Regions from separate parts of the Homo sapiens genome. Here region 2 is linked to region 1. A link is a loop called in an ENCODE intact Hi-C map of the cell type or tissue named here. Cell type or tissue: Calu3. All regions are shown on one strand.

Region 1 (2,500 bases):
CTGACTCCAAATACAGCCATACAAGGGGTGAGAGCTTCAAGATAGGAGTTTTGAGGGGACACGTGTTTAGTCCATATCACCTCTTTACCTCTCATCTCCTGACGGTGTCTCCCCCTCTCATGGCCCAACCCGACAGGAAGCCAGAGGGTGGGGAGCCGAGATGATGCTGTCTACGTAGAGCAGCCTCTGACCACAGAGTGGGGAAGAGAAAGCTGTACTATAGATGGGAGGTGGGGAAGGGCAGGGAGGCAAACAGAGAGCAATCAAGACAAGGGAGAAGTGTAGAAAATGTAGCTGAAGAGAAAAAAAGTTGCTTATAGAACTGTCCATGAGGAAAATGAGAATATGCCTTGTTTTAAAACCTCAAAGGACTGATTCACACTCTTATTTAGTGGAAATACATCAAGAGACTGCAAGCTTAACTTTCTCACAAACACATACATCTAAAAATAGCCTTTTGGAATCTAATTTATTGGTAAGCAAAGGATTGCAGCATTTGACTTACAATTAAGGTGTCACCTCCAAGTTAATCATAGGTCCATGGTTTGAATAGCTTAGATTCTCAACTTTCCAGAACATTTAGTAAGCGCTTGTGAAAAAGCTAAGAGCTCTGAAGGATAGAGGGGTTTATAGAAGATGTGAGACTGGTACCCTAATGCCTTCGTCAGGATCAGTATGGAGCAGACCCTCAGGACTGCAGAAGCAAGATCAATTCCTTTTGACAGGAATGACCAGTCAAAGACATGATGCAAAAGGCAGCATTTAAGGTACTCTTTAAAAAAATTTTATTATTATTATACTTTAAGTTTTAGGGTACATGTGCACAACGTGCAGGTTTGTTACATATGTATACATGTGCCATGCTGGTGTGCTGCACCCATTAACTCGTCATTTAGCATTAGGTATTTCTCCTAATGCTATCCCTCCCCCCTCCCCCCACCCCACAACAGTCCCCGGTGTGTGATGTTCCCCTTCCTGTGTCCGTGTGTTCTCAGTGTTCAATTCCCACCTAAGAGTGAGAACATGGACTTTTGTTTTTAACTAAGGGAACAAAGTCCTTTGATCCTTAAGGGGGTTTTGAGCCCAGCCTCGGTGTAGTTACCATTTATATCCACAAGATGGCAGGCACGACCCGGGAAGAGCCTGCAGTAGCCACCTCTGGATTTCAAGGTCTCCAGGCTCAGCCAGCTGGTGAGGTCTCTTGAGTCTCAAGAGAGGTTAGTGGGCAATGGCTTAGAAGCTGGGATTCAATTAGTAGCTTTTCCTATGTGGGAAAAAGCATCAGATCAGAGGACAATAAAGTAGCTAGGAGAAGTCATGAGGACCTGAGAAAGGAGGTAAGCAAATTAAAGCAAAATCAAGCAAAATCTGGATAGAGGAAGTAGGGTCATTTTAATAAAGAGTTGTTGCATGGCGAAAAAATCACAGGGACAGGCGGAAGGTCGGAGGAGCCAGAACGCCGGGTTGGAAAGTGAAAGGCTAAGAGATAAACCAGGCAGCAGAATGGAGGAAGTAGGGAAGAGGAGAGGGGCGTGTCAGGACAGCCAGAAGAGGTCTGAGCTTACAGTGCTATTCCTGCCCTCCTGTCCACATCCCTTGGTATGTCAAGGAGGGTTGACTGCTAGGATGGATTCTGACTTATTGGATCTTGGAGGAGGAGCAGGAAATAGAAGGCACAGAATAAGCCAAATCCACAGCCAATTCAGAGAATGGCAAACACTTCATTTTTAAAAAATTTAGATTCAAGAGCCACATGCACAGGTTTGTACTATACTGCATAATGCTGGGATTTGGACTTCTACAGAACCCATCACGCAAACAGTGAACATAGTGCCCAGTAAGTAGTTTTTCATCGCTTTCCCCTCTCTCTCTGTCCCCATTTTTGGAGTCCCCAGTGTCTATTTTTTCCATGTTTATGTTCATGTGTATCCATTGTTTAGCTCCCACTTATAAGTGAGAACATGTGATATTTGATTTTCTGTTTCTGTGTTAATTCACTTAGGATAATGCCTCAAGCTGCATCCATGTTGCTACAAAGGACATGATTTTCTTCTTTTTATGGCCGTATAGTATTCCATGGTGTATATGGAATTTTCTTTATTCAACGCACCATTGATGGGCACTTAGGTTGATTCCATGACTTTTTTTTGTGAATAGTGCTGTCATAAACGTAAGAGTGCAGATGTCTTTTTGACAGAACTGTTTATTTTCCTTTAGTAGATACCCAGTAGTGAGATTCCTGGGTTGAACGGTAGTTCTAGTTTTGGTTCTTTGAGAAATCTCCATACTGTTTTGCCTAGAGGTTGTACTAATTTACATTCCCACCAACAGTGTGTAAGAGTTCCCTCTACCACTGTTTTTCTCTGATGCACAGATATAACTATCTCACTCCAAATGTTTTACTTTTTTTTATTTTTAAGATCCAAGGTCTTGCTCTGTCATTCAGGGTGGAATGCAGTGTGAAATTATAGCTCACTACACTGCCACATCGATCTCCTGG
Region 2 (2,500 bases), 1.0 Mb after region 1:
CATTTATTCATTCGACAAATATTTGTTAAATGTCCTTTATATGCAGGTTACATGGGAAGTACTCATTCCTAAATATTTTGTTATTTAAACTTGCCGGTTTTAGCGGATGCTGTAGTTGGCGACCCAGATACTCCTTCAGAGCCAAGGTACTCGTTCTGCCAGCTGCTGGAATTGGTGGCACCTGACAGCTCTCAGCTGTATCCCTTCTGGAAAATTGCCTTTGGCCAAAGGGAGCTGCCTCACACGAGGTCATGCTTCCTCCCTGGGCAGCCCACATCCAATGTCTGGCCACTGCGGGGGATACAAAGACTCATCCCCACTGCTTCAGTTTGGGCCAGTTCTGAAGGGCATCCCAGCTCGGGACTCCAGCGTGCCCCTCCCACCCGATCCTTCTTCCTTCACTGCTGTCATAGTGGTTTTGCCCAGAGCACATCCCAGTGGAACTCCCCACAGATCTCCATCTCACAATCAGACCTCCATGGAAGCAAACCTAAGTCAGAGTAAACCACAGCATCACTTGTCATAGCCAATCTTCACAGTCCCTGCTATTTCTATTAATATAATCGTTGTTAGTATCCAGAGAAACAATGGATATTTTGGTTACCAACCTAACTTAAGGCATGTGAGTGATTTTCTGCGTCCAGATTATACTTAAAGAGAGTGATAAGATTAATGCTGTCTGCTAGTATCTTTTGAAAAGCAAACTGAATCATTAACTGGTCCAACCGAATGTTGCCAATTGATGCCTTCTCCATTGACCAACTTTCTGGAAAAAAAAAAAAAGTATAGCACATTAGGCTTTAGGTAGACTTACTGGTAGATTGTTTCACTAATCGGCAAAGCAAACATTGATAACTGGCAAACCATTCACCTGAGAGTCTTTGTTTGTATTATGCAAATGAACTACTTCCTCTTGTCTCCGCTGTATTCTGCTTACTTATAGTGAAGTTTAAGGCTGAGCCAGGAGAGGGCGAGAGCTCCACCCTGGAGGGCCCTTGCAAGATAAACAGCAGTTTCAGCAGGGGCACTCTTTGCTTTATTTGTAACCTATTGCTACATTGGGTTTCCAGAAATTGTTTACTGATGTTTATTTGTTTGGGAGCATTTTTTGGGTATGTGCTTGAGGAAAATGAGTAAAAATCCAATACCTTTTTCTGTGGTAGAAGATTAAAGACTTTCTTTAACTTTTTTGTTAGAAATAATTATTTTATTTATGCTGAACTCCAGGGAAAACAGGATATGAAGTCCCAAACCATTTCTGCTTTCTTTCTGAGTATTCAGTTTATCAAATATTTATTGAGCATCAAATCTGTATGAGGATTTTACACCCTTGGTGTACACGAGTGAACAAAACAGACACAAGCCCTGCCCTGAGTTCTACTTTCTTTGCTCTACTACCCTGAGGGAGAGAGAAGGAGGAGTGAGGGAAGGATGCAGAGATGATGTGCAACATATTTCCAGGTTTTCTGCACAGGCCTGCTTTTAATTATTCTGTCCTGTTCTAAGAACACATAACTCACTTATTTCCTTAGATTATATGGTCACTTTTATTTTGACTACCCAAACGTGATCTTTGGTGTAAATAAGACTGAAAATTCTCACCTCTTATTCATCTGAAAATATTGCTGGGGAGATGAGGGGCTGAAAGGTGAAGGGAGGGAACTAGTATTTATTGAGCCTTTAGTATACTCCACGTGCTTTACATGACATGCATTTAATCTGCACAGTCAATCTGCAAGCTGGATATGACTTTTATCCCTACTTTATGTATGAGAAAACTGAGACTGAGAGGTTGACTAAATCACTTTGCAGAGATCACACAGGAAGTAAGGCACTGACCCTGAACTGAGCTCAGGAGCCCTGCCTTCTCCCTTGCAGTGCTGACTCCGCTGGAGCCTCGCAGGTAGAAGTATCACACTTCTGGTCTACCAAACTTGTCAGCATACCTAGAGCTTGAGAAAGATTTTTTTTAATTCAAGGAACACTTACGCAGGTCTTGAAACCAGTGTGCTTCAAAATGAACTTGAGCAATAGAGCCTCCTGGGCCTAAGAAATTCAGAAGAAAAGTATTCCAAAGATTTGTGTAATGGTTAAGCCTTCCTTCATGATGATAGCCACAAACTTCCCCAAGGGTAATCTGTTGTGGCTCAGATTCTTCTCTAGAAGCTTCTCCCAAAGAATGTACACAAGGTTTTCTGTGTATCCTACCCATCCAGCCACTTCTCTCCCATATATCTTTGAACTGGGAACAATTCCACACTTAAATAGGGAAGTGTGATGAGAAAAGACTGATGATAACAGGTGAGGCCGCTCACCAGCGGCTGCCTTGGTGGTCTGGGAAACTTGTTTTGGAGAAGTTATTTGAACTAGTAATTTATTTATATTAAAAATGAACAACTCTGAAGACCACTGTAGATTTATATTGCTTTTATATTTTAAAATTTTGTGTTCTTTCTCCTATATAAAATTGAAGGCTAAATATCTGTCTCTAGGGAAAAGA

What was found. Hi-C counts contacts between places; a loop is a spot of excess contacts. Peaks named below come from ENCODE experiments on the same cell type or tissue, not always from the same donor. Only the 100,000 strongest peaks of a DNase experiment are listed, where the experiment ranks them.
Region 2: it touches region 1 in a loop (10-fold over the local background); 3 of 110 quality-filtered maps call a loop at or near these places.

Annotation. Positions count from the first base shown.
Region 1 is chr18:5,056,553-5,059,052 of GRCh38, reverse strand. No RefSeq gene overlaps it. Among named protein-coding and RNA genes, the nearest start is that of LINC01892, 23 kb to the left of the region's middle. In Calu3, a CTCF peak has its summit at 1,111 (motif pointing right); a DNase peak (open chromatin) is centred at 1,142.
Region 2 is chr18:4,016,139-4,018,638 of GRCh38, reverse strand. All of the region lies in intron 2 of DLGAP1 (DLG associated protein 1), which reads left to right. Among named protein-coding and RNA genes, the nearest start is that of DLGAP1-AS4, 55 kb to the right of the region's middle. RefSeq lists an enhancer at 467-1,148. In Calu3, no CTCF peak of the experiment used is centred here; a DNase peak (open chromatin) is centred at 978.